Regions from separate parts of the Homo sapiens genome. Here region 2 is linked to region 1. Evidence: read pairs that join two places in POLR2A ChIA-PET (ENCODE). Cell type or tissue: GM12878. All regions are shown on one strand. Links, peaks and the distances in the headings refer to the core of each region. The heading gives the core; the rest is flanking DNA. Region 1 overlaps COTL1 (coactosin like F-actin binding protein 1). Region 2 has its middle 44 kb from the start of MEAK7.

The links. ChIA-PET counts read pairs that join two places held together with the same protein. Peaks named below come from ENCODE experiments on the same cell type or tissue, not always from the same donor. Only the 100,000 strongest peaks of a DNase experiment are listed, where the experiment ranks them.
Region 2: POLR2A ChIA-PET joins it to region 1 with 5 read pairs; 19 of 35 experiments call an interaction of 5 or more read pairs at or near these places.

The regions. Positions count from the first base shown.
Region 1 is chr16:84,600,513-84,612,590 of GRCh38, reverse strand. All of the region lies in intron 2 of COTL1 (coactosin like F-actin binding protein 1), which reads left to right. Among named protein-coding and RNA genes, the nearest start is that of COTL1, 12 kb to the left of the region's middle. RefSeq lists enhancers at 5,573-5,622, 5,823-5,882, 6,043-6,162, 8,913-9,122, 8,588-9,152 and 1 more and a silencer at 9,174-9,468. In GM12878, for the core only: no CTCF peak of the experiment used is centred there; a DNase peak (open chromatin) is centred at 4,621; H3K4me3 peaks cover 4,321 bases; H3K27ac peaks cover 4,170 bases.
Region 2 is chr16:84,542,475-84,553,920 of GRCh38, reverse strand. No RefSeq gene overlaps it. Among named protein-coding and RNA genes, the nearest start is that of MEAK7, 44 kb to the right of the region's middle. RefSeq lists enhancers at 4,280-5,029, 5,781-6,531, 6,532-7,283, 8,773-9,272, 9,273-9,774. In GM12878, for the core only: no CTCF peak of the experiment used is centred there; no DNase peak of the experiment used is centred there.

The sequences.
Region 1 (12,078 bases), core at 1,612-6,611:
GGCTGGTCTCAAACTCCTGACCTCAGGTGATCCACCTGCCTCAGCCTCCCAAAATGCTGGGATTACAGGCGTGAGCCACCGCGCCCGGCCTCAAATAATTATTTTTACTCTGATAGCACTCGTAGAGGCATTATGCTTTCCACTCGGAAGCTTTCAGTACACGTCCCCACTCAGCACAAAGTAGGCACCTGGCCCAGGCTGGTATGCAATAGGCATTTGGCCCCATGTGGACACGCATTAGACCCTTGGCCCGGGTCTGCATGAAGGAGCATGATGAGAGGTGCTTAGCTCAGTAGTTCAAGGTTTGGGTTTTGTCCGATTGCCTGGGTTCAAATACCTGCCATTCATGTGCTCTGGAGCAGGTGAGTTACCCATCTGGTAACCTGCTACAGTGTGGTCATTAGGAGGATTAAGGAAGCAAGTCCTTATGCTGCTTGGGACATAGTGAGCACTCCATAAATGTCAATTACTGCGATTGCCATTTTTGTTTTTGGAATTCAAGTGATGTGGAAGTAGCGTTCAAGAGCACCAAGAAGATGGAAGGGGGAGAGATGATGGGAAGGAAATGGGTGCTGAGCTGGGCTGGAGGGTCACAGGTTCACCTGACAGAGCCACTGGGAGCCTGGAGCAATCAGGGCTCAGCTGGCAGAGGTGGAGGGAAAGGGGCCATTTGCCAGACCGGTTGTATGATCTACCTGGCCACAGCAGAAAGGGCTTACAGATCACGTATGTGTGGCGAGGCAGTGGCTGGGGCTGTCTGTGAAATCACATTTTGTTTCTGCACCATTCAGATAATACATATTCTCTGTGGCATACTCATAAAGCAAGACTAAACCAAAAGAAGAGAATACCAAGTAGATATAGTTCAGATATAGTTTTGCAAACACTCAGGAACTTGTTCCTTCCTGTGTTTATTCCTTCATTCTCCTGTTTATTCATTTAATTCATTCGACATATGGGACTGCTACTCTGTGGGGCACGACTGTAGGCACTGAGGATAAATACAGAAGCAGAAAAGGCGCCTGTCCTCGTGGAGCTGACATTTTATTGTCATCTCCCAGGACAGACCGCTGGTCTCATTTTTATCTATATTCTTGAAATAGTTTTCTGTATGTAATTCTACTACAAAAGGGGATCATAGATATTTTAGAGCCACCTCCCACAACAACTGTAATGCCAAAGTTTCTTCCCTATCTTCCCCTCTTCTTCTGCAATACCAGTTTAAAAATGGCTACGTAGTTTCTCTCATACAAATGTGACATTGTTAAAGCAATCCTCTATCCATGGACCTCAAATTATGTGTTGCAAGCAGTTTTATTTTAGAAGGAATCCAGGCATCTGGGAATGAGTCCAGTTTTCTGTTGGTGCAGATTTTAGAGCTGATTGGTTAAGAGCATCAGTGGTGAGGCTGGGGCGTCTTGCTTTGAACGATAGCCTTGCTGTGCTGTGTGACCTTGGGCAGATCTCCCAGGGTCTGTGTTTTCTCGTCTGTAAAGGTGGGGATAATGATTGCATGTAGGTTGCTGTAAGGATAAACTGGCTTGTTCCATATAATGCTTGTAGAGTACTGCCTGACACAGAGTAAAGCTCAATAAATGTGGTTATTGTTAAAGTAGCACCTTCAGAAGGTGTTACATATCAATGGATAGGTTGAAATAAATTTGAGATGTGGGGTGGTTACCAGAAAAGGCTTCTTCATGAAGGGCAGCATCATGAAGATGCTTGGTTGGAGGCAGGTGCCCTGTGACATTTGTTGGATGATGGTCTGGGTGGAGATGATATTCCCATGAGGCTCTGGTCAGCCAGTAGTGTTTAACCCAAAACACCACAGAGAGAGATGTAGAGATTGATGTTTTTTTTTCTGTCCAGCATTCCCTCCTTTGGGGGAACCTCTCCCTTCCATTTCATAATAATCCTGGTCAACCAATGTAGTTCCTGTGAGAGTGCACATAACCCAGACCTGTCCAATCAGAGCAAGCCACTCTTCTGCTAACCGATTGGTTCAAGGGCCCTTGTGACTCAAATCTAGCCAATCAGATTCATCCCTGAGACTTTGGACAGAGTTGTTGGTAAAGAGTCTTTTTATCTTTCTCTGGGATTAAAACAAATAAGAATAATGAGGGCTTGGAGCTCACAGGGCATGTCTACCATTTATAGAGAGTACCTGTCTGAGAACTCAGGAACAGAGCCTGGTGGTGGGAGTGGAGACAGGTGACGTGCCAGAAAACTCTGGGATCCAGCCATGCCTGAAGCTTTCTCTTTAGACGGTTCACTTTCATGAGCCAAGTAATATTTTTTCTCAGGCCAGTGTGAGTGGGTTCTGGATTTAGTTTCCATCTAAAAGAGTCCTGGCCATAGTCTCCAGGTTAGGCAGCTGGACACAGTCTCAGAGGAGAGGAGAATCCAGGCTGGACAAGGAATTTAAAGCCTCTCATGTGAGAACTGACTGAGGAAATTGGGCATATTTAACCTTGTGAGACCAAGAGGAGAGATCCTTGGGAGACACCAGTGTTGTCTTCAGATGTTTGAGGGGCTGTCATGTGGTAAGTGTGGACTTCTTGTGTTCCTACCCCCACACCAACCCTATGTGGTAAATGGGACCACGCAGTAGGAATTCAGGGATAGTGTGTTAGTCTCTTCTCACGCTGCTATGAAGAAATACCCGTGACTGGGTAATTTATAAAGAAAAGAGGTTTAATTGGCTCACAGTTTTGCATGGCTGGGGAGGCCTCAGGAAACTTACAATCATGGCAAAAGGGGAAGCAAACACATCCTTCTTTACGTGGCAGCAGGAGACAGACTGAGAGCCAAGTGAAGGGGGAAGCCCCTTATAAAACCATCAGTTTTGTGAGAACTATCACCAAAACAGTATGGGGGAAACTGCCCCCCTGAGTCAATTATCTCCACCCCGTCCTGCCCTTGACACTTATTACAATTCAAGGTGAGATTTGGGTGGGAACCCAGAGCCAAACCATATCAGATAGATTTTGGGTTGACCTGGAGAGGAAGAGGCCCTTAAGGTAGAACGGGCTACCAGAGGAGAAAGTGAGGCCCCCATCACAGGAGGTATGTCAGGAGAGTCCGACTAACCACTTGGCATAGATGTTGAAGAAAGGATTGAAGGAGGCCTTCCTTGCCTCTGCACTCTCCTGTCTCACAGCCCCATTTTCTGGCCTGCTATGCCTCCAGGAAGACTGACTGGCCTTAGTGCAGGCCTAGGGGATGCCTCTTGGAGGTGGCATCAGCCCTACCTGGATGACAGAGACTGAGAGTGGCAGAGAGGTGGTTCCTACGGAAAACTGGAGTATAGCGACCAAAAGAAGGGAGCTGGAATGCGAAGGAGTCAAATTCACTTGCTGTCCATGACCTCTGCGTATATGGCAATACAACACACAGAGAGCCGGCAGTCTATTTATCGTGCTGTTTTGCACCTGAATATTTTTTCCCTAGCTGAACATACACACCCGGGTTTCAGAAATTTGGGCGAGAAGGGAAGGAGAGAAATTGCTTTCTTTCCTAAGGTCTAAGGGAATGTGACATCAAAAAGAAGCTCCAAATCTGTGACAGGGCTTTGGGCAGTTATAAAGTGCTGAACAGTCTGTCCGTTAATGCATGCGACAAACATTTTATTGGGTTCCTACTTTGCTCCAGAAACAATGTTGGGTTTTTAATTTAATTTAATTTTTGAGACAAGGTCGTGCCCTGTCACCCAGTCTGGAGTGCAGTGGCACGATCTTGGCTCACTGCAACCTCTGCCTCCCAGCTCAGGCGATTCTCCTACCTCAGCGTCTCCAGTAGCAGGGACTACAGGCGCCTGCTACCACGCCTGGCTCATTTTTGTATCTTTTGTAGAGACAGGGTTTCACTATGTTGTCCAGGCAGGTCTCGAACTCCTGGGCTCAAGCGATCCACTTGCCTTGGCCTCTCAAAGTGTTGGAATTACAGGCGTGAGCCACCCCGCCCGGCTGGGTTTTTGTTTTTAAGTGGTACCCTGAAGGGCTGCGAAAACATTACCTTTGTAATTTTCTGCACTATCCAGTCTCCCATTGCCTTCTTTGCCCACAGATCTGTTGCTGGGAGGCCCTGAGCCACGCTGCATAGCTTTTTTGTGTGTCCACAGGGGCGTGGGCTTTGTGGTAGCTCTTTCAGTCTACTGCATGGTGATGTTTGTGCTTTCTTTTCTGTTTGTGGCTGTGTCACCACAAACAGAAAATGATGAAGGATGATAGATGTGTATCTTCCTGGTAAGTACAGTGTCTCAAGTTCAAAAAAAGCATTCCCTAAACACTAGGTGAATTGGGTTTTTGTCCCTTGAAAATATTCAGAAGTTAATGCAAACTTTTTGAAAGCATCCCTTACAGATTTTATAGGTGTTATAAATACCTCCTTGTCTCCCATCCTTTCTTTACCCCATTTCATTCTGGTGCCCACCCACACCCAGAGCATGGAGCTCTATGTCTAGGTCTTTGGTAAATATTCCAGTTGCCAGATTTAGTGGTCATTTCTTTGTCTCTGATCCACTTTACCTCCCTCCAGCATTTGCCAGTGGCCAGCACCTCCTGAAAAGATAGTCCCCCTCGCTTGTGCTTCTGCTTCTGCGTGGCTAGACTTGCCTAGTTCTCCTTTTATGTCTCTCTCCTGTCATTCTCACTTCCTTCTGCTGCTGCTTCTGCTTCCTGCCCGATAAGTCTAGGCGTTTCTTAGGGCTCCACCCTTGATCATGACCTTGTCTTCTCCGGGACATTTCTCGAGCATCTACTATGCCCCAAGCCCTTTGCCAAGTACTGAGTTGAGTCCTTTCCCTGACCCCAGTGAGCTTGCAGTCCAGGCTAGGGGTGGCTTTCTAACCTTCAGGTCAGATTGCTCCCCCGCCTCCCACTTCCAACACCTTTTCTCCATAAGGTCCAAACGCTCAGACATGACATGGGGTGCCCTTTATGACAGGTGCTGGCCAGCCGACCCCTCCAGTGTGTGTCCCCAACACACACGATGCTGACCTTAGGGATGCCCAAGTCCCAGGCCCTACGTAGGAGCTCTGCGTGTGTTAGTTTATCTAATTTATCTTCTCTCTGAGGGAGTAATGAGCAGAGTGACACCCACAAGTAGAAATTATCCCCACTTCACTGAGGAGGAACCTGACATTTTCCTTGGAGAGCCAGAGTCGCTTGCTGGAGATGCTGCAGTTGGGAAGAACTGCACTTTGAATCCAGATCTGTGTCCGAGGCTCTCAGCTCTTCCCCTGTGCCGCGCTGGCCTGCCTTCCCGCTTCCCTAGGCCTGTGGACTCTCTTCCCTCTGCCTGCACTGTCTTCATCTGTTTCGCCTTCCTGGAGGACTCCTACACACCCGTCAAGGCCCGGTGTGAATGTTCCCTCTGCTCGGATGCCCTCCTTGTCTTTGTGGTGTTGGTGTCCCGTATGGTGGTCGTGTGCATGTCTGTTTCTTCAACTCCTTGGCGAAGTCCTCCTGGAGAGAGGGACTTTGTCCCTTTGGTGGTGGTATCCTTGGCGGGGAATCCCCATCCTTCATGGTTAGATGGCTGCCAATCTCTTTCCCCCATGGGTGTGTTGCTCCCTTGAGTGGGCCCAAGTCATGGGCTGAATCCTGGGTCATAGGCTTTTCCCAGCACGTGCTGGCTGTCCACTCCTTTGTCTCTTGCTTATAGAAGAGAACCCGTAATGCCTGGGTTCAAATTTCAGCTCTACTTCTTATGGGCTGTAGGCGCCTGGGACAGAATCCTACAGTTACTGCTGTGGGCACCTGGGACAGAATCCCTCAGGGACCCTAAGAGGAACATGGAGGGTGCAGCCCTGGGAGGCGGGGGCACGTAGCCACCGACTCTTATCCCCCATTGGTTGAGGGGTCCTTTAGGGGCTTTAGGGTTTCTGCACTCCAGGCTGTGCCTCTGTGAGGTTGAGCAGCTAGACGTGGCAGGATGTCATGGTGTACCCAAGTGGCTACGCCCACTACCACTGAAACCAGACATGGCCTTGGAGAAGGTGACAAGGAGTCAAAAAGCATCTCCTTGCAGCATTTAGCAGTGCCTAAGATCATAGCCACATGTGCAGTTATGCACCTGTTTATCTTGTGACTTTCCTGGGAGCATCCAAGCCCCGTGGGGCAACCAGGTCAGCTTTGTTCTCTGCAGTATTGGCAGCGCTGGGAACAGTACCTGGCAGCCTGCACAGATGTTGTTGAGTAGGCAAATGAGTGACAGTCCATGTAGATGTCTGAGAGCTAAGCTCACACAGGAGGGCCCGCCGTCCCCTCCTCCAAAGTAACAGCCCAGTGGCCCACAAGGCTCCCGGCCGCTACCACTGGCCATGTGACTGCTCTGGCCCCAGGCCTCTTACTCCAGAGCCCAGGCATCGCCACCTTCCTCTCCCACTTAAGCAAGTGCCTGTGACTTTTCTGATTCAGCTCAGTGGCCTCAGCAGTGGCAGGTCCCCAGAGGCTGGTTTTTGAAGGCAGGCATGGCACGTCAGCATTTAATATTTTATTTCATGAGTGCATTTTGAAATTAACCTGCCATAGATCTTGTTTTTAGTTCTGTACTTAGTTTATGGTCATCACGCTTTTCTTCATGCACTTATTCTTACTTTGTCTTCTAGGTACTTAGGTAAGCTTCCTTGCGAGCAATAAATAAATAAGTTGATAACAACAATGGTTAACAGTGGACCTTTATTAGGCCAGGCATTAGCCAGGGTCATTGTGTTACTTTCCTATGGCCACTGTAACAAATGACCACAAACTTGGTGAATTAAAACAACATAAATGCATCATCTTATAGTTCTGCAAGTCAAAAGTCTGACATGAGCCTCACAGGACTAAAATCCAGGTGTGGACAGGGCTGCTTTCTCCTGGAGGCTCCAGGGGAGAATCCATTTTCTTGCCTTCTTGTGCTTCCAGAGACTGCCTGCATTCTTTGGCTTGTGGCCACTTCCTCTGTCTTCAAAGCCAGTACTGGCAGGTCGAGTCCTCATGATGCCAGCTCTCTGGTTCTGGCCCTCTTCCCCACCCTTCCCCATTTAAGGACTGCAGTGATCACGTGGGTGTCACCCAGATAACCCAGGAGAATCTCCCATCTCAGGATCCTTACCTTAACCACACCCTCAAAGCCCTTTTGCCATGTGAGGGACATATTCACAGTTTTGGGGTTTAGGACATAGATGTCTTAGGGGCCGTTGTTTTGCCTGCCGCAGTCACTTGTGATTTCATTTAATATGCCCAGTGACCCAGCATCGCGGGCCCTGTTGTTATCCCATTTCACAGCCGAGGCAGTACGCAGGCCAGGCTGCAATTCTTACCTGGCGTGTGTGCTTCTCGCCCCCACTCCTGACACCCCCTGCACCCCAGCTTGCAATGTAAAATCTTTGTGAAACAAGAAGGGAAGACCACGGGAGGCTCTTCTGTGGAACACCGTGGGGCAGACCTAAGGCCCAGGCCCAGGCCATGGGGGGCCGTGGGAAGTGTTTAGAGGCCACTGTTGTTTAGAGGCCATTTCTGCCATTGTTGTTGACACAGAAAGCCTGTGCGTGTGTCTGGGGAGCAATGCTCCTTAATTCCTGAACCCGAGTGTTCCCTCCTGCCCTGGAGAGACTTTCCCAGGAAATCCCGATTTCCCTACTTTTGCCTGCAGGGCTCGCCTTTGGAGGTCTGCTCTGACCCGGAAGCACTTTTCTCCCCGTTTCTGGCTAGAATTCTACGCTGCTTATAAAATGGAGTGTATTGTTCATGGCTTGCAAATAAAAGCTGCTGCTGCTTCAGGCGGGCCAGGGGTCAGCTGGAGCTGGGGGAGGGGTGAAAAGAACCTGGCTTGAGATGCAAAGAGCCAGGCTCCTGGCGGCCCCTGTGTGACCCCTACAGCCACAGCCCCCTCTGGGCCCCTGCCTAACAGAGGGACAGAGAGAGGGCTGTGTCCACCCTGCAGCTCTCTGGATTTGGCCAAACCTGGCTGCTGTGTGGCCCATTCTTGGGAACACCACACTCTCTTCCTGGGTGACTTTGGTCACTCATCCCCCCAACACATATAAACTGAGCACTCACGGTCTGCTGGGCACTCGTGCTGGGAGAGCTCAGTGGGGTGCATCACCATGCACAACCTTGTGAATGGACCGAAACCCACTGAAATGTCCACTTTCACAGGGTGCAGTTCATGCTGTGTAAATAATATCTTAGGATGAAAAAGCATAAAGAAAAAAGGAGGATGAGGCTCCTGGGTGGGCAGGAGGACAGGAACCTAGTAGGGCCATGGGGTGGGGGCCGTGGGAGGGGAGCGTGGGTGGGGAGTGAGGGTGGAGAGCAGGGGGTGAGGGCTGTGGAGGGTGAGTGTGGGGTGGGGAGCAGGGGGTGGGGACCGTGGCATGAGGGCTATGGCCGGTGAGTGTGGATGGGGAGCGCAGGGGTTGGGGAGTAGGGGGTAGTGTAGGTGGGGGCCATGGGGTGAGGGCTGTGGAGCAGGGAGCATGGGTGGGGAGTGGGAGGGGAGCATGGGTGAGAAGGCGGTTGGGGAGTATGGGGTTGGGCCGTGGTGGGGCAGCGGGAGGGAGAGGGGAGTTGCGGGGGTAGTAGGGAGTGGGGAGCATGGGGTGGGGGCCATCAGGGAGGGAGGTGGGTGGGGAGTGGCGGGTAGAAAGTGGGGGGAGGTGGGTAGCTGGCAGGGCCCAGGGTGCAGTGGCCCCGGGAGCCATGTGAGGCCTCTGGGTTTTCCTGGAGCAGTGCGCATTTTATTCTGATCACTTTTGTTTCATGTCCTCCTAGAACTTTGCCTTGGCCCTTTCTGTGGCTCATTCCCAGCTGGGCAGGGTCTTATTCTGCCACTTCTTCTGGGTCCCCAGGCATGATGCGCCAACCCCACAGGCCCTGAGCAGCCCTTTTCCCTGAGCACAGCCCTGCCTCTCCCCTCTGAACTCCCGGCTCCCCCACTGCCTCCATTCGCTTCATAGTCTGTTGCCATTGTCACCGTTGGTCCCAAGGCCGCCTTGTCCTTATCATCCTCACCTAGCGCTTCCCAACACTTCCTGTGTGCCAGGCCCGATTCCCAGGGCATCACCCCCTCAGCTGGCTGATGAGGATCAACGTGCTGTGTCACCGATGAGGAGACCTCCAGGGGGAGGCTTGCTGGTCCCCTGGGCTCTCAGTGGGTCCCCCTGTGTTTACGGCAGAGCTGTGACGCCGTGTTGTACCCACGGCCGGGTTTCCAGTGTGTTCACTCAGAGCCTGGCGCAGAGCCCTGGCTGAGTCACACTTCGTTGCCTCAGTCCTTTGGGAAGAGGGGAGGTTCTGCCTCGGATGTTGCATGGGGTAATGAATAAGTGAATCCGTAGAAGAGTAAAGTGAGTCAGCTGTCCCCGTGGGGGCTGGTGTGCGCAGGCTTGCGGGCTGGAGTGTTGTTAAAGTCCACGGGGAAGGAAAACTGGCTGCGAGTCTGCCCCCACCAACCAGGGGCTCCCAGGCAGAGATGGAGAGGCCTCCGGGGAACTGGGGGGCAGAGAGGGGAAGTCGCTGGGCCATTGTTACATGGGAGGAAAGGGGCAGAGCCAGGACCTGAACCCTGGTCTCCAGGCTCTCATGCCGCTGAGGTTTCAAGCCAGCTGCGTCCCTCTGGGCTACCGTTCTTGGTGCATGTGAAAGGTGGAGAAGCAGCTTCCTTGTTACGCAGGCATCACTGACTCTGGCATCGCTGACTCCAGCAACACTGCCTTTTTGGCCTTCCCTTTCCATGCACTTTTTTTTTTTTTTGAGATGAAGTCTCTGTCGCCCAGGCTGGAGTGCAGTGGCATGATCTCAGCTTACTGCAACCTCTGCCTCCTGGACTCAAGCAATTCTCCTACGTCAGCCTCCCGAGTAGCTGGGATTACAGGTGTGCACCACCATGAATGGCTAATTTTTGTATTTTTAGTAGAGACAGGGTTTTGCCGGGTTGGCCAGGCTGGTCTCGAATTCCTGAGCTCAAGTGATCTGCTCGCCTTGGCCTCCCAAAGTGCTGGGATTACAGGCATGAGCCACTGCGTCTGGCCACATGTGCTTTTATTAAACCACAAATTTGTCAAAACAAATCAGTTGTTATGTCTGTCCATATCCATTCGTTCCTGCCTGTCTATTCATTCCTGCTCTCTGGGGGTGGAAGTCACACTTTAAAAATCCTGACAAAGAATTGGTTTTATTCTTTTTTTTTTTTAATTAAAAGAAAAAAAGTTTTTTGAGACAGAGTCTCACTGTGGCCCAGGCTGGAGTGCAGTGGTGCGATCATAGTTCACTGCAGCCTCAACCTCCTGGGCTCAAGCAATCCTCCTGCCTCGGCCTCCCAAAGTGTTGGGATTACAGGTGTGAGCTGCTGTGCCCATCTGCTTGGTTTTACTCTTATAAAATGGCACCCCCCCCACCCCCATTGAACTGAAACGCAGCTGCAAATTTGGAACTGAAAAGCCTCTGAGAAGTCAAAGATGCCATGTAGATGCCCTTCATTTATTCGGGAAGTATGTATTGAGTACATGTGGGGCATCGTCTGGGTGCTTTGGATGTGCTAGGGAACGAGATTCCTTCCCTCCTGGAGTAGGGCTGAGCAAGCTGAAGGAGGCCTGTAGCTCATTCTGAGCCTTTAAGCTCTTAGTTTGCACACAGTTATCATCAGCTGCATCATATGCCCTTCTGGCTTGTGGTGAGTCGGAAAAAGAGAGAAGGGCTGGTGGAGGAAGGCGTTTTGAACTTGCCAGCAGAGGCTGTTGCTTTGTCTGGAGTTCTGTCACAATCTCCCTCTCAAATTGTCAACAAGAACCCTCTTTGTCCTTACCCTGTTCTCTGGAGGAACTCTGAGTCATCCTTCAAGACCCTGATCAGGATGGGTGCGGTGGCTTATGCCTGTAGTCCCAGCACTTTGGGAGGCCAGGATGGGGGGATCACGAGGTCAAGAGTTCGAGACCAGCCTGGCCAACATGGTGAAACCTGGTCTATATTAAAATACAAAAATTAGCTGGGTGTGGTGGAGCGTGCCAGTAATCCCAGCTACTCGGGAGGCTGAGGCAGGAGAACTGCTTGAACCCGGGAGGCGGAGGTTGCATGAGCCGAGATTGTGCCCCTGCACTCCAGCCTGGGTGACAGAGCAAGACTCCGTCTCGGGGGGATAAAAGAAAAAGACCCTAATCAAACATCACCTCCTCTGCAAAGCCAGTCCTGGTCACAGCTGCCCAGGCAGAGCGGATTTCCTTCTTTCCTTGATGCTCCTGTAACTGCCAGTCACAACTCTTTGCCATAGCAGTAATTTCATGGTATTCACACACTACATTTTTGTTTGCTATGGTAGACTGTATATTTTTTGAAGGTAGGGATTGCATTTTCAGCAAAATCCCTGTATCACAGATTGTCAGTAAGTGTTTGTCAAATAACCAACCCACAGCGATGGAAGAGGCAGCACAACAGTGAAAAGCAGACACAAGAGTATAAAGCAGTGTGTGCCAGGGCTGTTCAGTGATTGGGAGCCAGACGCTGAACCCCTCAGTGGCGCAGCGTCTCCTTATAGATGCTATAGATACTGTAATAAGGTCCTCAGAGCCTCCAGGGACTGCTTTACAGCCACTCTTCTCTAAGTCAGAGGGTGGAGTCAGGTCTAACACACTAACTCCCATTTAAGGAAGTAGAGAATTATCATGAAAGAAAGTGCTAGTGCTTTGTCATAGGGGGAAAACCTTTAGCTCTCGGTTTAATTTGGGTATCCAGATCAGCTTATACCCTGGAGGTTCTGCCGAAGTAATCATCTTTCTTTTCCTCTGGCCATCCTGTACTTCATTTTCTTATGTTCTCTGTCAAGCTAGGAAAGCTGGGTCATTCACACCTAGTGAAAATGCAATGAATCGGGGATCATTTGAGGAGTCTCCTGCGTGGGATATCAAACCGCATTTACAGTGTGAGCTCCAATGCAGAAACAATGTGCCTACACGCAGATACCCACACAATGCGGATCACATAAAGAAACAGAGCCTTGGCCGGGCGCAGTGGCTCGCGCCTGTAATCCTGGCTCTTTGGGAGACTGAGGCGGGCAGTTCACCTGAGGTCAGGGGTTCGAGATCAGCCTGGCCAACAC
Region 2 (11,446 bases), core at 1-5,000, 57 kb after region 1:
TCCGATCCCTGGGGTGCAGCTCTGAGGGTGTGCTTGGCTCAACGGTCCCTCGGGAAGGTTTCTGATTCTCCGTATTCCTGATCATGGCAGCCTTGCTGGTGAGTCGGTTCTGCAGCATCTGGGGGGTCCTTACAGCCCTCCATCCAACCCGTCAGTTTCGTCAGCATCGAACACCTTGTGTTCAGTTGTCTTCTGCCTGAAATGCTTATGTAGGGAAGGAAATTGTTCATTTTCCTCTACCCATCTTAGGTTCCTTAACTGAGGCCCTGTGAAATGACAAAAGATTGAGGCTGCAATGAGCTGTGACAGTGCCACTGCACTCCAGCCTGGGTGAGAGTGAGAGCCTGTCTCAAGACATATTAACTAGAGAAAAACCAACAGAAGTTTATTAACATGTGTGTCACAGATACACCCAGGATCACCCACTGACAAGTAACTCCAGGGGTGGTGAGAACTTGAACTTGCATTCCACCTCAACCAAAAAAGCAACTCATCTGTACAGAAGGGACAAGACCAAAAGAAAAAAAGAGAAGGTCTTGAGAGTTTCTGGGGCAACAGAAGATTGGGGGAAGGCAAAGATGGGGAAACCGATAGAAGATAAGGGCCAGTTAGCAACATTTGTTGCGTAGATTCCTGTGGTGCCATCTGGGCAGTAAGGGTCTAGGGCTGTGTCTGGTGATGAATTTCTGCCCTTCCTGGTAGAAAGATGGCCAGGAGGCACTGTTAGAAATATATGTCCTGCTTTTAGGGCCAGGCATGGTGGCTCACGCCTGTCATCCCAGCACTTCGGGAGGCCAAGGTGGGCAGATCACTTGAGGTCAGGAGTTCAAGACCAGGCTGGCCACCATGGTGAAACCCCATCTCTACTAAAAACACAAAACATTAGCCGGGCATGGTGGCAGGTGCCTGTAGTCCCAGCTACTCAGAAGGCTGAGGCTAGAGAATCGCTTGAACCTAGGAGGTAGAGACTGCAGGAGCTGAGATCGTGCCATTGCACTTCAGCCTGGGCAACAAGAGTGAAACTCCATCTCAAAAAAAAAAAAAAAGCTGGACATGGGGGTATGCACCTGTAGTCCCAGCTACTCGGGAAGCTGAGGCAGGAGAATCACTTGAGCCTCGGAGGAGTTTGCATTGAGCCGAGATCACGCCGCTGCACTACAGCCTGGGCTACTGAGTGACACTCTGTCTCAAAAAAAAAAAAAAAAAAGAAAAAAAGAAATCTATGTCCTGCTTAAATAGGGTAGGGCAGAGCTTTTCCTTCATCTGCTTCTTCTCAACTGTCTTCAGCTCAAAATAATCCTGATGCCAGAATGGCATATTTTGGGGTGGCCTAGTCTGTGACCCTCTGGCAGAATAGAATCATTCCTACTTTGGGCACCAAGCCTGACTTATACCACCCTGCTGGGAACCCATCCCTGCTGCCTGGTGTGTGAGCCCACCCCGCTCCATCCTCTCCAGCTCTTGACCCTCAGCCTGATTCAGGTCTCAGGGGTGCTGCTGACCTCCAGTGTGGACAGTCCCTCTACCCTGCCGCTGTCTGCACAGAGGTATTTGGGCCCCTCTGAGAGAACAGAGCATCGGGTGTGGTTCTGGGTCCTCACCACGCTCTGATTTCTAGACCTCTCACTTAACAATGAGGAAGTTCAAGAGTCACTAAGAAATAGTTCAAAACTGAAAAATAACAAGTCTGGGCTGGACACAGTGGCTCATGCTTGCAATCCCAGCACTTTGAGAGGCTACAGAGGGAGGATCACTTGAGCCCAGGAGTTTGACACAAGCTGGGAAACATAATGAGGCTCCCCATGTCTACAGAAAAATAAAGATTAGCCAGATGTGATGGTATGCACCTGTAATCTCAGCTACTTGGGAGGTTGAGGCTAGAGGATCACCTGAGTCCATGAGGTTGAGGCTGCAATGAGCTATGATGGTGTCATTGCACTCCAGCCTGGGTGACAGAGTAAGACCCTGTCTCAAAACAAACAAACAAACAAACAAACAAAAAACAAAACAAAAGATGAGCTGGCTTGAGAATTTCTCCCAGTGAGGGGGAGGCCAGTCAGGGGGGACCAGCTTTCCTTTATGAACCTTAAAAATTTAGTGATTACATTGTGAGCTTGTTTTAAATTTAATGTTTCAATCTTTTTTTTTTTTTTTTTGAGACAGAGTTTTGCTCTTGTTGCCCAGGCTGGCGTGCACTGGTGTGAGCTCACTGCAACCTCCGCCTCCTGGGTTCATATGATTCTCCTACCTCAGCCTCCCGAGCAGCTGGGATGACAGGTGTGCACCGCCATGCCTGGGTAATTTTTGTATTTTTAGTAGAGACAGGGTTTCACCATGTTGGCCAGGCTGGTCTCGAACTCCTGACCTCAGGTGATCCACCCGCCTCAGCCTCCCAAAGTGCTGGGACTACAGGCGTGAGCCACTGTACCTGGCCCTTAATCTTTTTAACTGTGAAAGTAATACATATTCAATGTAACTAATTTTAATAATACAGAGTATATAAAATAAAAAGTGAGAATTCTGCTTCATACAGCCTCCCTTCTTTGAGGTACTTGCTATTTATAGTTTGGTCTATATTCTTCCAGACTTTTCTTTGTGCATGTACACATACACACACTTGTACAAGAATGCATAGATTTCTTTTTTTTTTTTTTTTTTTTTTGAGACAGAGTCTCACTCTGTCGCCCAGGCTGGGGTGCAGTGGCATGATCTAGACTCACTGCAACCTCTGCCTCCTGGGCTCAAGTGATCCTTGTGCCTCAGCCTCCTGAGTAGCTGGGACTATAGGCACCCACCACCACACCCAGCTAATTTTTTGTATTTTAGTAGAGATAGGGTTTCACCATGTTGCCCAGGGTGGTCTTGAACTCCTGAGCTCAGGCAATCTGCTTGCCTCGGCCTCCCAAAGTGCTAGGATTACAGGTGTGAGCCACCGCACCCGGGCCATGCATAGATTTTTTTTTTTTTTAACAAAATGAAATTTTATATATGTAAGTGAAATTGTACATATACAATTATACATGAAATTATATATATATAATAGGTATATGTGTAGTTTTGCAATTACATCAAGGAAACTGATGAAATTGCATCAATTATTTGCATGTCGTTAACAACACCTCAAGGAAAATGTTCATATAGAGATATCTCATTTATTGAAAAAGTCTCCAGTATTTGAGATTATGGAGATGAACTAGTCCCCTGTTGACAGACACTGTTGAGGCTGACGTCTATACCCCATAAAGGATCCTACCAACGTGATGGGGGTATCACTCTGTGATTAGATTAGAGTGTGTTTTATGACATTGTTGACTTTGAGAATGGGAGATGACCCTCAGTGGGCCTGACCCAATCAGTCGAGCCCTTAAAAGGGCTGGGATTCTTTCTGACAGGGAGATTGTAAGTAGGAGAGGGATTTGACTTCAGGGAACAGGGAAATTCTCCATTGTTGCGGGGGGTGGGTCAGAAAGGCCTCCAGGAGGTAAGGATGGCTCATGGCTCTCACAGTTGGGAAATACGGGAACCCCTGTCTTAAAGCCACCAAGTGATCTCAGAAGAGGCCCTTGGGCTCCAGGTGAGAATGCAGTGAGCTGGCACCTTGATTTTGGCCTTAGGATGCCCTGAGCAGAGAGTCCAACCGTGCTTGTCCAGACTTCTCAACTGCAGAACTGTGACATCACCAGTGACTTGGGTGTTTTTATGGGGAGGGAAGAGTGTTGTCTGAAGTCATCAAGTTTGTTGTACTTTGTTACACAACAAAAGAAAACTGGTAAGGCATTCCTATGGTTTCCAGCAATTGCGCTTTTAAGGAACACTTCTGTCTTGAACCTCCTTTCACACAAGTCTTTATTTCAGAATTTCTGTGGGGTGGATTTCTAAAAGATTTTTGGGCTAACCATTTAAATTATCGATGTGTGCTGCATGAGCAGTGGCTCATTCCTGTCATCGCAGCACTTCGAGAGGCCGAATTGGGAGGATCACTTGAGGCCAGGAGTTTGAGACCAGCTGGGGCAACAAAATGAGATCCCCGTCTCTACAAAAAATAAAAATTAAAAATTAAAACATAAAAAAGGACATTATGGATGTGAATTACCAAATTGTCCTCCCGAAGCCACGTGTTGATTGACAGTCTGCCCCCTTTCCCCTGCCCTCACCAACAATGGATATGAGTCATCTTTTTTTAACTGTGGTAAGATACACGCGACATAGGACTTACCATTTTAACTATTTTAAAGTGATCCAGTCCGTTGCATTCAGCACACTCACGATATTGTGCCACCCCCGCTGCTCTAGCCCCAGAACTTTCCTGTCACCCCAAAAGGAAAACTCGTATCAATTAGGCAGTCACTCCCCACCCCCTCCCTGGCCCCCGGCAGCCACTCATCTGCTTTCTGTCTCCTATCATTAATCTTTTACTTGTTGCCAATCGGATACACAAATAGGGGCATTTATTTCAAGCTGCTCTGATGACAGGATGTGCACACAGCTCTCTCTTCCTGGAACTCAGACAAGCGCATGTCCCGGTTGCCGACAGAACGGCCCCACCACAGGTCAGGGCTCCGGACGCATGGACACATTCTCTGCCTTTCCTGCTTCTCCCAGCAGGCCCTGTCTCTGCCACCTCCCCATCAGCCCCGTGTTCTCCAGCTTGAGACCTTGGCATGTCCTTCCTCCATCCTCCTGCCTCTCCTCCTCCACCCTCTGTATCACTGGTGGCTGATTCTAAGTGGGCAAGGCCTCCTGCGTCTCAGCCTGCCTCCCTGCTCGGTTGAGACTCTCGTCTGGCATGGGGTTGGCTGCCCCGGGGCATCTCTGGGCAGGGGACTGGGGATCCAAGGCCTCCGGGGCCTGGCAAGTACGGGGAGGAGGGCTGGAGGCTGGGCACCAAGGAGACAACAGGGAGAGGTGGGGACTGTGGCCAGGGGAGGGCGCGTGTCTTTCTAAAGAGGGCAGCTGCATGGTGACTGTGTGCTCCCAGATTTTCTTATTTTCTAAAGGAGTCCTAAATATAGATATTTATATACAAGTGATTGACATTTCATCAAAACAAGCACATTCTCATTACCCTGGCCAACCAACACGGAGGAGTCGGGGTGGTGGAAGCAGGCAGCCACTCGCCCCACAGGCTGGCTCCGTGTGAGAGGCGAGGCGTGGAGACAGCAGGTCTCCAGGTTGCTGGAGGCTTGAAAGCCTGAATAGATGCACCCGGCTGCATCTCCAGGTCCCCAGGCTCCTGCCAGGCCAGGCTCTTTGTGGATTCTAGAACATTCTCTTCAGCTGCCTGAGCCCCTGTGGCTGTTTCCATGGCCCTGCAGGGTCTGAGGGAAAAGTGAGCCCTGTGCTGCTTTTTTTTTTTTTTTTTTTGAGATCGAGTTTCACTCTTGTTGCTGCCCAGGCTGGAGTGCAATGGCACAATCTCGGCTCACCGCAACCTCCGCCTCCTGGGTTCAAGTGATTCTCCTGCCTCAGCCTCCTGAGTAGCTGGGATTACAGGCATTTGCCACCACGTCCAGCTAATTTTGTGTTTTTAGCAACGACAGGGTTTCTCCATGTTGGTCAGGCTGGTCTCAAACTCCTGACCTCAGGTGATCTGCCTGCCTCAGCCTCCCAAAGTGCTGGGATTACAGGCGTGAGCCACCGCGCCCAGCCGTGTGCTGCTGTCTTTAGAGCCTCTCGAGGCCCCGCTTTCGGCTGAGCACCCCCCCCCCTCCTATGTGACATGGAGATGCCCCAGGCCTGGGATTGTCCCCGTGGATTTGCGAGCATCTTGGGCAGATGCTGTGGGAGGGCCTGACCTCTCCTGCAGGGTGAATGAACTGTTTGTGTATGTGTGTGGGTTGGGCGGGTGGGTGCTGGGTTATTCCTGGGCTGACAAAGAGACCCCAACCCCAAAGCCCAGCCTCGGGAAGCAGGCTCAGCCCACCAGCTGTCAGGGAGGGATCCCGGGCTGGGGGAGTTGGAGGGGGCTGTCAGACAGAAGAAAATGTTGCCTCCCACAAGCCCCTGGGGGCCTTCAAACCCGGCCCCTGCTGAGATGTTTTTCTAAAAGGCTCTTCGTGGCAATAGCCATTAGGCCCAAAGGTCTGCAGTTGATACGACCTTAGGGTCTCAGGTTTCTTTGAGTCTCAGGTTTCTTTGACGTGTGGAAAGGCATTCCCTCTGGGCCTCCATGGAGCCTACAGCCTAAACAGGGGCCCCTGAGCCACAGCGCTGCTGCTGCAGAGGAGTTGGCTGGGTCTTCTGGGGGTAGGGGCAGGACAGAGGGAAGCTTCTGTTTTCACTTGGGACCTACGGAAAAAGCGCCGTAGTGGGAACTTTGGTGACATCATTCTCTCCTATGAGAGGCGGCGTGGTTAAACCATTTTACACAACAGGAGACTGAGGCTCAGAGAGACGAAGCTGGTTGCCTGAGGAGGTGGAGGAGCTGGGATTTGAACTCGTCAGTGAGCTGGACAATCTGGTGTTTCCCCTCTTCCCTCCTTGCTTTCCTCCCTTTCTTCCTTTTCTCTCTCCCTCTCCCCCTCCCCCTTTTCTCTTCCGTTACTCCCAGAACCGTCCACCGTGGCCTCTTTACATTCCAAGCTGGATTTTCTCCTGATCGCTCCAGTTCTCGAGGCGAAAAGCAAAGTCAGTGCTATGCAACAAGGCCGGCTGTGGTTGTGCCCCCAATGTCTCACTGGCTTCGTCGCCCACCACGGTCCTCATTTATTCTGTTGCAGGCCCTCGGGTCTCCTCGCTGGGCCTCCTGCTCACACAGCACCATCCTGCCTCAGGGGGACTCCTGCTGTGCCTGGAGCCCACTGACCTCTAAGTACCCATGCTGGTCCCTCATTCATGCAGCTCCCTGCTCAATGTCACCTTAGTGGAGTAGAATGTCACCTTGCCCTGACCCCATTCTAAAACAGCACCTGTGTCTTTTCGAGGTCCCCGAGCCCCACTTATGTTTCTTTGTAGCACTTATCACCACCTGATACCGTGTGTCTATTCGCTTGTTCATTGCTGTCTTTCCCCGCCAGAAGACAAAGTGTAATCTCCAGAGGGTAATCTCCAGTAGAGCAGAGACTTCATTTTGATCGTCGTTACTTGCTCAGCACCAAGAACAGTTCCAGGCATGGGGCAGGTGCTCAATAAAACTCGTTGAATGCATGACTCTGTATCTGTATCTATGTCTATATAGATAAATAGCTTAGCTTTATTTATTTATTTATTTATTTATTGAGACATGATTTTGCTCTGCTGCCCAGGCTGGAGTGCAGTGGTGCCATCACGGCTCACTGCAACCTCTGCCTCCCGGGTTCAAGCAATCCTCCTACCTCAGCCTCCTGAATAGCTGGGACTACAGGTGTGCACCACCACGCCCAGTTACGTTTTTCTATTTTTTAGAATAGAAATCTGGGATTACAGATTTGAACCACCACACCTGACCAGCATTGTATTTTTTTAATGCAGACAGTTCTGTAACTTTTTTTTTCATGTATTAGTCTGTTTTGGAGACCTTTATACTTCACTGCATATAGACTGGCTGTCCTCAACCACGGGCAATTTTGCCCCCAGGGAACACTCGGCAATGTCTGGATGCATTTCTGGGTGTCACACCAAGGAGGCTGGTGCTACTGGCATCTGGTAGGTAGAGCCAGGGATACCGCTAAACCTCCTGCAATGCACAGGACACTCCCCCCCCCAACCACAAAGGATGATCCAGCCCAAATGTCACTTGTACCCATGTTGAGAAACCCAGATATAGACATAGCATTCTTTCTTATGGTAACAGATTCCATAGTGTAAATGTACCATCATTTAACCACTCACTTACTGATGAGCATTTTAGGATATTTCCAATTCTTTACTGTTGCAAACAATGCTGCAAGGAACATCCCTGCATAAGCATCCATGCCTCTTCATGCACATGGGCAGGTATTTCCCGAGGACAGATAGCCAGCAGAGGGTCAAAAGAGGACGTGCACCATGTTTTATTTTTTATTTTTTTTGAGATGGAGTCTCGCTCTGTCCCAGGCTGGAGTGCAGTGGCGCGATCTCCGCTCACTGTAACCTCTGCCTTCTGGGTTCAAGTGATTCTCCTGTCTCAGCCTCTAGAGTAGCTGGGATTACAGGTGTCTGCCACCATGCCTGGCTAATTTTTGTATTTTTAGTAGACACGAGGTTTCACCATGTTGGCCAGGCTGGCAAACTCCTGACCTCAGGAGATTCACCCACCTCGGCCTCCCAAAGTGCTGGGATTCCAGGCGTGAGCCACCGCCCCTGGTCAGGACATGCACCTTTGACATGGAGACAGCCTCTGTCAAGTCGCCCTTCACACAGGCTGTAACCAAAGCACACTTCCAGCACAGCATGGCAGGGGTGCCAGCTTCCACCATCTGTGCTGTGGGTGATGGCTTTGAGACCTTCCCCAGGGGCCTCTCAACACAGTGCACTTAATCAGAGGGAGACTTGTCCTGAGCATGGAGCGAAGGCAATCCACTTTTGCTGTTTCTCTCTGTGCCAGCTCCTCCCCACCCTTCTCTGTGACACTTCAGATCCCAGCTCTGCCACTTATCGTCACCTCACCTCTCCGTGCCTTAGTTTCTCCATCTGTAAAATGGAGCTAACAATAGCAACTTCTGCTCAAGGAGAGTTGGGAGAATTACATAAGTTAATACTTGCAAAAACTTTCAGGCCGGCTAAGCAGTCCTCGAACATGAGCTATTATCCTGTGACATTCCTCCAGAGACAGCAGCGTGCATCATCTATAGTGCCGAAAATTGGAAGCAGGCAGGTGTCCCCCCTGTAACGGAAACACCAAGTGCTTTGCACGGCACCATGAAGCAGCGTGATATCCAGGCTTTAAAAATAATCCCAGGATTCAGGCTCAGGGGTCAGCCAGGAGGAGAGGACACCCGAGAATAGCCCCGATGGAATGCAAATCCTGAATTTACCCAGGAACTGGCCAAAGGGGCTTTTGAGCCTGAACGAGGTCAATTATCCTAAAGTGCCACCTTTCCGAGTTTTCTACTACTTCATAAGCACACGGAGTGCAGTTAGAAATTGAATTTCATTTTTGCACATTTAAACGAAATGATCCTGGGGACTCTGGGGCACAGAGGAAATGCCCAGATGGTGTGAAATGAGGGTGTGTGCAGCCCCTGATGCCCCCGGCCCAGGTTTCAGGCCTCCAGGCCCCTTCGTCTGCTTTATTTTCTTTGCAGGAGTCTCGGGCTGCAATGACATGGTTTGCTTCGGGTTCTCCGGCGCCGCCTGCCTCCTCTGTCAGATGCCGGTGTTCGGGGGTGGCTTCGTTGGCTTCCTTCCTTCTCTGTTCCAGACCTAAGAGGATGCCTGGGCCCTCGTGGGTGCTCGGCAAACAGGTGTTCCGTTCCCGTTGTAAAATATTGGCAGTGTGACAATGACTGCGGGGGAGTGTGGGGGCAATTCCGAACTGTGTGTAGATCAGGCTTCATGACATAAAAAGTGGGGAAAGTTGAGATGAGCTGTACACAGATTTCTCCAAAGGTCAAACTGGCACCTCCATGAGTTACGTGTACAGAAGTAAAAAGAATCTTTAATAAATCCAGAAAGGGAAGGTAGGGGACGGCCGAGGCCAGGGCACCAGGTAAGCAGGAAGGTGGCGTGAACGCTGTTTGTAATGAATGTTCCCCTTGGGGACACCTGGCAGGGAGGACCCTGTGCACACATCCCAGAGTGCTCTGGGAACCCCTAGGAATCCATTATAAGGACAAGACAGCTATTTAATTTCCCATGAGTCATATTTCTTTTCCAGTGTTTTTATAAGAGTTAATGTCAGAGGCTAGGCCAGGCGCAGTGGCTCGCGCTTGTAATCCCACTCTGGGAGGCTGGAGCGGGGGATCACTTGAGCCCAGAAGTGTGATATCAGCCTGGAAAACATGGCAAAACCCTGTCTCTATGAAAGAAATTTTTTTTAATTAGCTGGGCGTGGTGGCATGCCTGTAGTCCCAGCTACTCAAGAGGCTAAGGTGGGAGGATCACCTGGGCTCAGGGGTTCGAGGCTGCAGTGAACTATGATGGTGCCACTGCACTCCAGCCTGGGTGACAGAGCGAGACCCTGACTCGTAAAACAAACCAGAGAGTTAAAGTCAGAAGGCTTGTCCACGGTTCCTTAGGTTTTGTTCCAAAACGCACATCTGGGCTGTGGTCACAGAGTTGCTTATTTCAACCCTGGGATGACCTAGTGGCCCCTTTACCAAAACCACCTTTAGTGACCTCTCATTGGTAGCCTGAAATCAGCCACAATGGAAGTGTTTACACCAGGGAAATTGGAAATCAGTAAAGGCCTTCCTTCCAAGCCATTGTTAAACAGTTACCAGCACACCACTGCATGCCCACAGCTGTTCTAAGAACTCTACATAATTCACTCATTTAATCCTTTCGGCCACCCTGTGATATGTGGTATTATTATTATTCCCATTCTACAGATGGGAAAACTGAGGACCAAGAAGTTTAAGTAACTTGCCCAAAGTCACACAACTGTAGAGGATGCAGGCTTTAAACCTAGACATTCTGGATCCACTGTCTGTGTTGTTGACTGCTGAACTCTATAGCTCACTGAAACCCTGACTTCGTGGACATTATTGCTTAGAGTTATGCTGAGAAAGGCAGAAAAAAAAATCACACAGTAGGTTGACTTAAAAAAATATGGGCTGGGTGCAGTGGCTCACGACTGCAATCCCTGCACTTTTGGAGGCTGAGGCAAGAGGATCACTTGAGCCCGGGAGTTTGAGACAAGCCTGGGCAACATAATGAGACCCCTATCACTGTAAAAAAAAATTTAAAGGCTGGGCGCGGTGGCTCACGCCTGTAATCCCAGCACTTTGGGAGGCCAAGGCGGGCAGATCACCTGAGGTCAGGAGCAGAAGTTGGAGACCAGCCTGGCCGACATGGCAAAGCCCTGTCTCTACTAAAAATACAAAATTAGCTGGGCATGGTGGTGCATGCCTGTAGTCCCAGCTACTCGGGAAGCTGAGGCAGGAGAATCGCCTGAACCCGGGAGGAGGAGATTGCAGTGAGCCAAGATTGCACCATTGCATTCCAGCCTGGGCAACAAAAGCAAAACTCTGTCTCAAAAAAAAAAAAAAAAAAAGATTAAAAATTAGCTGGGCATAGTGGTGCAGGCCTGGAGTCCCAGCTACTCAGGAGGCTGAGGTGGGAGGATGGCTTGAGCCTGGGAAGTTGAGGCTACAGCCCCCACCCTCATCCCGAGCTGACCGCTGCCTGGACCTAACACCTGAGCTTGGCTTTGCTGGTTTGTGTTAATGTTTTACACACAGGGTGGACTTTTTGTCTGGCTGCTTTCCCTCCCCGTCGTGTCTGAACTCCATACAAATTTAGGGTTTAGTTGTAAATCATTCTTTCTCAACTTTTGCACAGTTTTTCATGGTTGGTTGTATATGTTTTGGGGAGACAGAAGACATCA